Regions from separate parts of the Homo sapiens genome. Here region 1 is linked to region 2. A link is an interaction called in ENCODE POLR2A ChIA-PET data of the cell type or tissue named here. Cell type or tissue: Panc1. All regions are shown on one strand. Each heading gives the region's core, and the rest is flanking DNA. Links, peaks and the distances in the headings are about the cores only.

The links. ChIA-PET counts read pairs that join two places held together with the same protein. Peaks named below come from ENCODE experiments on the same cell type or tissue, not always from the same donor. Only the 100,000 strongest peaks of a DNase experiment are listed, where the experiment ranks them.
Region 1: POLR2A ChIA-PET joins it to region 2 with 22 read pairs; 5 of 35 experiments call an interaction of 5 or more read pairs at or near these places.

Annotation. Positions count from the first base shown.
Region 1 is chr3:193,712,241-193,717,603 of GRCh38, reverse strand. No RefSeq gene overlaps it. Among named protein-coding and RNA genes, the nearest start is that of OPA1-AS1, 88 kb to the right of the region's middle. In Panc1, for the core only: no CTCF peak of the experiment used is centred there; no DNase peak of the experiment used is centred there.
Region 2 is chr3:194,142,547-194,147,909 of GRCh38, reverse strand. It overlaps the pseudogene RN7SL215P. Among named protein-coding and RNA genes, the nearest start is that of HES1, 9.1 kb to the right of the region's middle. In Panc1, for the core only: no CTCF peak of the experiment used is centred there; no DNase peak of the experiment used is centred there; H3K27ac peaks cover 2,251 bases.

The sequences.
Region 1 (5,363 bases), core at 1,078-3,577, 430 kb after region 2:
TCATTGAACACCTATTATGTGGCAGACACTATGCTAGGTGCATTTTTACTATTCACTTTCTTGACTGTTACCACAGTTAAGTAAGGGCTTATTATGCCACAGATGACAGTTCACTTTTGCCTGTTTTTCAACTCAGTTCAAGTGCTTCCTCCTCCACCTGGATCTGCTCTTTCTGTCTTCCCATGACACTCTATGCCTTTTCAGAGCACTAGTTCTCCAGAGTTAATTCTTGCCTATGATCCTGGATTACTGTCTTTGTTAGGTACAATTCCTATCAATCTGCATGGGCCTCTTGAACTGAGGACAACACTCTAACAGGGCCCGGCCTAGGGTGAGGCCAGGAGCCAGACTGAATGCAATGGAACCTCGTGCTCCCACAGCCAGATCTTGCCAGCCCTGTCCATCCCAGCAGCACCTTGCAGGATTCATCCAAGCATGTGCAGACACCCAGCCTGCCTCAGCCCTCCGCTGCTGGCCTTCAGAGCGTCTAGTGCCTGGGGTGTTGCTGGCACTGTGTCTTGGAGGGAAGTGAAGCAAAAGCGTCGGGACAAGGGGAATTATGTTCTCAAGAGCGTCGGGCTATAGGGCATCTGGGTCCTCCTGCAGAGGCCCCCAGGCTGGGGGCAAGCTGAGAGTCCCTGCCAAGCCTCTCTTCCTCTAGTTGGTGGAGTCTCTTTGCATTCTGACAATTGTGACCCAGCTTGTGTGCTCAGGTTATAGGGTGGGGCTTGCTGGAATCCCTACCCTGGGTATTGTGGGCAGGAATTCCAGAGGTGCTGCCCCTGGTGGGACTGGGAAGCAGGCAGTAGATGGAGCCTCCCCAGAACCTTGGCATTGCCAAGCCAGCTCCCTGGCCAGGGACACAGTATTGGGCAACACACTTCCAGGTGCAAACCTCAGGTACTCGTTTGTAAAATGGAGATCATGCTAATAGAGGATGGGGTTGCCTTGACTGTGGAGTGAGGCAGATTCAGCTAGCAGCAGCCTCCTGGGTTGTTGCAGGGGTTGATGTGAATGCAGGAGAGAAGTCCATGAAATGGAAAATTCTATGGATGGAAGCAAGTGTTTTTGCTGTTTATGTGCATGTGTTTATGTCAGCCACGGTGGTGATTTTTTTTTTTTCCCTTGACGTGAGCCATAAAGTCCTTAAAAAGCCTCATAGAGCTGGGTTTGGTGAACTGGAGGGAGCCAGGCCCCAGACACTTTAAACATGGCCTCAAGAAACTCCCTTCCCCTTTTGAGGATGCAGTTTCCCCACCTGCGAGTGAGGAAGTTGAACCACTTCCTGCTCTGGCCTGCTCTCTGACAGCTGTTTAACTTTCCTTCCCTCTATGCCATACATATATGCAGAGTGGCTTTGGGAATGCTGAAAGATGTGGGATATCGTGCAGCAGAGTGTGTTTAAATCTGCCTGACATGGTTTTAAGAAAGAATGGGCCAGATTCAGGACCAGAACAAATCAGACGCCTTCCAGTGGTGTGGAGGGAATCCTGAACTCACCAGTTATGTTAGGCCATTCTTTCACTGCTATAAAGAAATACCTGAGAATGGATAATTTATAAAGAAAAGAGGTTTAATTGGCTCGTGGTTCTGTAGGCTGTACAAACATGGAGCCATCTGCTTAGCTTCTGGGGAGGCCTCAGGGAGTTTTTACTCATGGTACAAGTCAAAGCAGGAGCAGGAGCATCACATGGCAAACGCAGGAGCAAGAGAGAGTGGGAGTGGGGAGGGAGGTGCCACACACTTTTAGATGACCAGATCTCATGAGAACTCACTCATTGTCTCAAAGACAACACCATGCCATGAGGGATCTGCCCCTATGACCCAACTATCTCCCACCAGGCCCCACCTTCAGCATTGGGGATTACAATTCAATATGAGATTTGGGTGGGGACAAATATTCAAACTCTAACATTCCACCCCTGGCCTCTCCCAAATCTCATGTCCTTCTCACATTACAAAATACAATTATGCCTTCCCAATAGTTCCCCAAAGTCTTAACTCATTCCAGCATTAACTCAAAAGTTCAAAGTCCAAAGTCTCATCTAAGACAAGGCAAGTCACTTCTACCTGTGAGCCTGTAAAATAAAAAAAAACAAGTTATTTACTTCCAAGATACAATGAAGACATAGGCATTGGGTAAACATTCCCATTCCAAAAGGAAACAATTGACCAAAAAAAAAAAAAAAAAAAAAAAAAAAAAAGGGTGGGGGGAACTGCAGGCCCCTCACAAGCTTAAACCCAGCAGGGGAGTCACTAAATCTTAAAGCTCCAAAATAATCTCCTTTGACTCCATGTCCCACATCCAGGGTGCACTGGTGCAAAGGATGGGCTCCCAAGGCCTTGGGCAGCTCTGCCCCTGTAGCTTCACAGGGTGCAGCCCCTGAGGCTGCTCTCAAAGGCTGGAGTTGAGTTTCTGAAGCTTTCCCAGGCACAGGATGCAAGCTGCTGGTGGATCTATCATTCTCAGATCTGAAGGACAGTGTCCCTCTTCCCCCAGCTCCACCAGGCAGTGCCCCAGTGGCAACTCTGTGTAGGGGCCTCCAACCCCACATTTCCCCTCTGCACTGCCTTAGTAGACGTTCTCTGTGAGGGCTCTGCCCCTGCAGCAGGTTTCTACCTGGATACCTAGGCCTAGTATCCCCTGAAACTAGGCAGAAGCCACCCAGAATCCACCACTCTCGCATTCTGTGCACCTGCAGGCTTAACACCACGTGGAAGCCACCAAGGTTTAAGGCTTGCATTCTCCAAAGAGGCAGACTGAGCCGTACCTGGGCATGTTTGAGCCACAGCTGAAGCTGGAGTGGCCAGGATGTGGGAGTAGTGTCCCAAGGTTGTGCAGGGCAGCAGGTCCCTGTGCCTGGCCCAGGAAACCATTCTTTCCTCCTAAGCCTCTAGGCCTGTGATGGGAGGGGCTGCCATGAAGTTTCCTGAAATGCTTTCAAGGCCTTTTGCTCATTGTCTTGGATATTAGTACTTGACTCCCTTTTAGTTATGCAAATATCTTTAACAAGTGGTTGTTCCACAGCCTGCTTGAATTCCTTTCCTAATAAGCTTTTTCTTTCTTTGTCACATAGCCAGGCTGTACATTTTCCACTTTACACTCTGCGTTCTTTTTAAATATAAATTCAAACTTTAAGCCATTTCTTTGCTCCCACATGTGACTTAGGTTGTTAGAAGCAGCCATGTCACTTCTGAAACATTTTGCTGCTTAGAAATTTCTTCTGCCAAACACCCTAAATCATCACTGTGAAGTTCATTCAAACATCCATAGATCCCTAGGGCATGAACACAAGGCAGCCAAGTGCTTTGTTAATGCATAACAAGGATGGCCTTAGCTCCAGTTCTCATTTCCATCTGAGACCTCTTCAGCCTGGCCTTCACTGTCCATGTCACTATCAACATTTTGGTCACAACCATTTAACCAGTCTCTAAAAAGTTCCAAACTTTCCATCTTCCTGTCTTTTTCTGAGCCCTCCAAACTTCCAGCCTCTACCTGTTACCAAGTCCCAAAGTTGGTTCCACATTTTCAGGTATCTTTTAGCAATGCCCTACTCTCAGTACCAATTTTCTACGTTAGGCCATTCTTTCATTGCTGTGAAGAAATACCTGAGTCTGGATAATTTATAAAGAAAAAAGGTTTAATTGGCTTAGGGTTCCACAGGCTGTACAAGCATGACACCAGCATCTGTTTAGCTTCTGGGGAGGTCTCATAGAGCTTTTACTTATGGTGGGAAATGAAGTGGGAGCAGGCACATCACATGACCACAGCAGGATCAAGAGAGAGAAAATGTTGGGAGGAGGTGCCACACACTTTTAAATGATCAGATCTTGCAAGAACTCACTATCTCAAAGACAGCACCAAACCATGAGGGATCTGCCCCCATAACAAAAACACCTCCCATCAGGCCCCACCTCCAGCACTGAGTATTACAATCATTCAACATGAGACTTGGGTGGAGACAAATAACCAAACTATATCTCCTGTCTTGGGTTATTTCTGGATGGTGGCATGGAGGGAGGAGGCAGGGGAGGCCTGGTGGCAAGAGAGTAGTCACCTTGTGAGAACTGGCCTGAGCCAGTGGATTGAGATAGGCTAATAGACACAATCCTCTGTGGTCAGACCCATCACCCCTCCCGTGCTCAGGACTGGATAATGGAGCCAGGGACCATATGCTGGCCCTGGAAGGACCCCAAGAGACACAAAGACCAACTCCATCCTTTAACAGAGTCAGCCTTTGATGCCAGAGCTTGGAAGAGAACTGATCAAGTTAGAGGCAGAGCCAAGAGGCTGTGCCTGGTGGGCTCATAATCATGGTCTGCTGGACAAACAGGTCACATTGGCTTCAAATGCCAAGGTAAAGTTTCAAGATTCTGCGGCTTAAAACAGGCAAGACACGCCAAGCATAGGGTCTCATGTCTGTATTCTCAGCACTTTGGGAGGCTGGGGTAGGAAGATCCCTTGAGCCTAGGAATTTGAGACAGCCTGGGCAACATAGTGAGATCCTCGTCTCTACAAGAAAAAAAATTTAAAAATTAGCCAGTTGTGGTTTTATGCACCTGTAGTCCCAGCTACTTGGGAGGCTGAGGCTGGAGGATAGCTTGAGCCTCGAAGTTCAAGTTTATAGTGAGCCGTGATCATGCCACTGTGATCCAGTCTGGGTGACAGAGTGAGTCCCTGAAAAAAAAAAAAGAAGAAAGAATAAAGACAGAAAGAAAGAAAGAAAGAAAGCAAGCAAGCAAGCAAGCAAGCAAGCAAGCAAGCAAGCAAGCAAGCAAGCAAGCCAGCCTTATCTATATTAGAAGTCTGTATTGTGGGCACTTTGCTGGAGTGATTGCCTGGGAGGGAGCACAGGTGAGCTTGGAGGGTGCTGGAAATATTCAATTTCTTGTCCTGGGTGCTCAACACAAGGCTGTGGCAGTTTGTGAAAATTCATCAAGCTATAGGGATGATACATGTACACTGTACTTCAAACAAATATTTTTAAAAAAGAACTAAAATAAGAAAATCATGTGGCTTAGACACTGTTCGGCAGCCCCCTGGGGCGTAGAGGAGAGGGCGGTATGTTTCCAACACCCCCAGCTGTAACCATGGGATGGGGGAGTGTTCGAGGGCTGGCCACTGGCGCATATTGGCAGAGCAAACACACGGGCCTCCGAGCACACTGTCCCCTCTGTGTACACAGGATGTTAGGCCAGGCTCCACCGAGCTGCACTTCATGGCAACAAAGACAACAATGCTACCATCTCGTAATCGTCAATAGCATCGCCTCACTCAAGTCTTTGGTCCAATATTTGCAGAGCCAGGGGAGCCACGTCTACTTTGCAATATTGACTTAGATTCGTCACTTACCAGAAAAACC
Region 2 (5,363 bases), core at 1,723-4,222:
GGCAGAGTGCAGGGCCCCGAGCGAGGCTGGCTGCAAGCGTGGGGAGGAGAGGGTCGTCAGGCAGTGTGGGCCATGAGCAAAATCCAGGCATTCTCTGTGAGATGGGAAGAGAGAGGCCGCAGGGTGGTTCTTAAGGATTGTAAAGAAATAAATGTGCTCATATGCTGAGGGGGAAAAGTCAAAAAAGTAAGGGAGGTTGGAGATTTAGGCATAGCACATGCTTTGTGGGCCACATCCTTGATGAAGAGAACGAGGATAGCATCTGGAGCACAGACCCTGAGAAAGGAGGAAGGGTTGGAGCCGGGGGGAGGCAAGCTTAAGCGGAGAAGTCAGGAGAGGACCAGGAATCGAAAGAGTGAGAGTGCTGGATGGCACCAAGGACAGATTTTATCTCAGGAAGCAGGAGCAATGGCTTGGCAAGGGTATAGGGAAGCAGAGAATGCCCAGCAGAAGCACACTCGCTACCCCATGGTACACATGCTCCCTGGCCACCCGCACTCAGCGTCATCATCCACCCGCCAGGCTCAAAAGAAAAGCAAACCGGGAAATGAGGGGTTCACAGAGGGGCTGCATGTAGAGGGGTGTTTATTTAAAATGGAACAAGTATCCAGAGAGAGCAGGGACATGCTGATGGGCTCCCCTCAGAGGAGAGCAAGTACTGAGCTGAGACCTGGACCCTGCCTAGAGGTTGTATGCCAAGCATGGAAACTGGGCTTTATAAAAATTAAGTTGAATTCAGCCCGTCTTCTGGCTAGAAACTGATGGCTATATATTAAGACAATTGATTGCTTGAAATCAAACTTCTAATTTTAGGAGTTTACACTTCTAAACCAGTACAGATGTGTAAATGTGATGACAGCTTCGGTCTTTGATACAGGAACCGTGCGAATAGTTGAGGCAAGAACAACATTTGACGTTATCCTTTTTGAACTGCTCCTGGCCTTAAACTGTCCCAAAATGTCTCTTCTTTGGATGGAATCTCCTTGTTCTGCACTCAAAATGAAACCTGAAAGAGACTACGAAACACACTCAAGCAACTCCAGAGCTCTTGAGACAATTACGTGATTGTGCTCTGCCTTCAACCTGGGCCTCCCCGGCTGCAAAACAAGGAAACAAAACCAAAAATCACACAAAAAAGTCTTTATTTTCATCATTTTTTTTGAAGGCTTCTTCTCACCTGAACGGTATGAATGGCCAATTCCACAGTTACTTAATAAAGTCATAATCATAATTATTAATAATGTAAGGCCGGGCACGGTGCCTCACATCTATAATCCCAGCAGTTTGGGAGGCTGAGGCGGGCAGATCACCTGAGGTTGAAAGTTCAAGACCAGCCTGACCAACATGGCAGAACTCCATCTCTACTAAAAATACAAAATTAGCCGGGCAGGGTGGCGCATGCCTGTAATCCCAGCTACTCAGGAGGCTGAGGCAGGAGAATTGCTTGAACCCAGGAGGTGGAGGTTACAGTGAGCTGAGATCGCGCCATTGCACGCCAGCCTGGGTAACAAGAGCGAAACTCCATCTCAAGATAATAATAATAATAATGTAGAGTCTTAGGATAAATATCTATCTGATCCTTCAAGATTCTATTTGTATGAATATAATCAAACGGTCTTAATTATGAAACAGAACATGGGAAAGAATAACTTGTGCCTCGAAAGCGTTTGTTCTTTACAAATCTGGGGTGTCAGAAGCCTCATTCAAGTTTTCTATCCCATCCCCACCCCAGATGTGTATTGGGGATTCACTAAAATGAAAAAGTGCACTTTTACACTTACCTGTGAGAATGGGGAAAGAATTAAGTGAAAAACTTACACCAGATGTTTCCTTGTATTATCCCAGGAAACAATTCTGGTGGCTGTTAATGCATCTTAAATGTCACTTATGGCAGTTGCTCTGAAACAGATTTGACACACTGCAGTTTTTTTTTTTTTAAGAGAAAGGGTCTTGCTATGTTGCCCAGGCTAGAGTGCAGTGGCTGTTCACAGGTGCCATCCCACCACTAATCAGCACAGGAGTTTTGACCTGTTCTGCTTCCAATCTGGGCCAGTTTGCCCCTCCTTAGGCAACTTGGTGGTCCCGTGCTCCCAGAAAGTCACTATATTGATGTTGAACTTAGTGTGAACATGTATTGGGCATAGCATCTCATAGCCCAGAACTCCTGGGCTCAAGTCATGCTCCCCCTCGGTCTCTTCAGTGGCTGGGACAAGTGTGTGCCACCTCACCTGGTGACACATTGCATTTGCTCTCTCCTGGTCCTGTTAAGCAATCATATTCTTGTTTTAAATTTTGATGTTTTAGGGACAAATTTTATTTTCATTTATTTATTTATTGAGATGGAGTCTCGCTGTTGCCCAGGCTGGAGTGCAGTGGCGTGATCTCACTGCAACTTCTGCCTCCCGGGTTCAAGCGATTCTCTTGCCTCGGCCTCCCGAGTAGCTGGGCTTACAAGTGCACACCACCATGCCCGGCTAATTTTTTGTATTTTTAGTACAGACGGGGTTTCACCATATTGGCCAAGCTGATCTCCACCTGCTGACCTCGAGTGATCCGCCCACCTCGGCTTCCCAAAGCCCTGGGATTCCAGGTGTGAGCCACTGCGCCTGACCAGAGACAAATTTTATAACCATAAAGCTAGGAGGAAAAGATGATGGTGCAGAAAACATGAAGTATGGGGTAGTGTTTGTCAATTGCAATAGTTTTTCTTTAGGCTGGAGTTTTTTGTAAACTAATTATACATTTCATGTCTCACATTGATGACAAAACTCATAAAGTTAGTTGAACATGAAAACTATCACATTTGTGAAAAACAAAATAAGAAACAAATAGTGTTCCTTAAATAACATGGCTATCATTAAGTTATACTTGGACTTCTAAGAAAAAAATGTATTGATCTCTGCTTGACTAAAGACAAATTAGGATTGGGAACATATCTGAACATAGAAAGAATAGCTGCAGTAAAGGCTTCTTATTAATTTAGATTGCAATTATTTACTTGGGCTGCACTCTGGCCCCTCTGATTATTTTAAGGAAGATTTATAGTACAAATAATATTGCCAGAGCCACATTTAACCTGCTTAATAAGAGAACACATTCTTTAAATGACTTTAATGCATTAGTTTTATGAAAGCTATGAATTCAGACTCACTACAAGTATTTGCAAAGTTACTACTTTTCCTAACAGATATTTAAAACTCAGATTTTCCACTAATTCAGATTGACATTCTTCTTTAGCCAGACTAGTCCAGTTAGCCTATTTAATTCAGTAAATGTACTAGTGGAAAAACTCTAGCTAGTTGGGGAAATATATATATTTTTTTTCTTTATTTTTTCCCCCATAGAGATGTCGGTCTCACTATGTTGCCCAGACTGGTCTTGAACCCCTGGTGCAAGCAATCTTCTGTCTTTGCCTCTGAAAGTGCTGGGATTACAGGTGTGAGCCACTGCACCTGGCCCAGTTGGGGAAGTATATTTCTTAAATAGAGAGAGTCCCGAGAACCAACAGATCACATTCTCTTTTCAGAAAAGAAGTGAGCAAGTGAAAAGGATTGGGGGAAATTTTTTTAGGATGAAGAGAGAAAGTGGTATTTTTAACTCTTGCTGCTCGATATCATAGCAAAGGATAAGGTCTTGGTAGCACATATGTGAGCAAATCCTGGCAGATGCAGTCTGCCTTCGATGTACTTTGCAGTAGCTATGATTCTCACTAACATGGCAGCTCTCCAGGAAACTGATACGTAGGCTATTTTCTGGTGAACTACGATGCCTGTCCTTCAGGTCTCAGTCCCCATATCTTTAACTGCAGATGAAAATACTTGTCTGTCGCCGGGCGCGGTGGCTCACGCCTGTAATCCCAGCACTTTGGGAGGCCAATGTGGGTGGATCATGAGGTCAGGAGATTGAGACCATCCTGGCTAACACGGTGAAACCCTGTCATTACTAAAAATACAAAAAAAAAAAAAAATTAGCCGGGTGCCTGTAGTCCCAGCTCCTCAGGAGGCTGAGGCAGGAGAATGGTGTGAACCCGGAAGGCAGAGCTTGCAGTGAGCCAAGATAGTGCCACTGCACTCCAGCCTGGGCGACAGAGTGAGACTCCGTCTCAAAAAAAAACAAAAAAACAAAAAACTTGTCTGTAACAATCCTGCCAGGGCCTTGGCTGTAAGGTCTGAAATACGCCTGATATACATTGCTAGAGCCACAGAGCATGTGTCAAACTGTAAAGGCACACAGAAGCACACTGAGGACAGGGAATCACAGACTGGAGTTGAAAGCACTTCAGAGGCTTCCTGGCCTAACGTTCTCATTGTGCTGGCACAGAGATCGAAGCCCAGAGACGTAAGGGGACTTGGCCAGCATCTCACAGGTAGCAGTCCAACTGGATCAGGCCTCAGATTTCCTGACTCGCAGTCCAGTTTCTTGACCACATCTAGGTAATTATGCTCATGCAGAAGATGTTAGTATTGTAAAATAATTACCCTTGAAATTAACCATTTGAGAATCACCTTTCTTAGGTGGAATTTGACTAATTATTTACTATGCCAGTAATTTCTATGAATGATCACAAGGATTAATCATATTTGGAGAACCAAAAAAGTTACCTGTTGTGACGTGCAATCTTTTTTTGTACCATCACTGTGCATGACTCTTTCCTTATGGCACTTAACACAGCAATTTGTTGTTGTTCTTGGTTTTTTTTTTTTTTTTTTTTTTTTTTTGAGATGGAGTCTCGCTCTGTCACCCAGGCTGGAGTGCAGTGGCACAATCTTGGCTCACTGCAAGCTCCGCCTCCCAGGTTCACGCCATTCTCCTGCCTTAGCCTCCCCAGCAGCTGGGACTGCAGGCGCATGCCGCCAAGCCCGGCTAATTTTTGTATTTTTAGTAGAAACGGGGTTTCACCATGTTAGCCAAGATGGTCTCGATCTCCTGACCTTGTGATCCACCCGCCTTGGCCTCCCAAAGTGCTGGGATTACAGGCGTGAGCCACCGCGCCCAGCAGTGCTGTTCTTGTGTGGAAGCTGTCTTGTCTACCAGATAGCTTTATAGTTACAGAGACCATGCCTTTCTTCTCCCTTTATTCCCATAGTGCCTGGTTCAATAATTATCAAATGAATGCATGAAATTCAGAAACTAAGGAAGAAGCAGTGGTCCTTTCACCTAGGGCCTGGTGCAATTACAAGCAGATCCTGCCATCGCTGGGCAAAGGCCGGGACTGGCTTTCTTGTCTGGTGAACGTCCCTCACTGTGGTTAAGAATCCGAAGAGCTGACAGCACTATTCTAAATGCTTTAAGTGCATGTACTCATTTCATCTTCTCAACCCTGTGAAGCACTACCCTGACGAGCCCTAAGTTACAAATGAGAT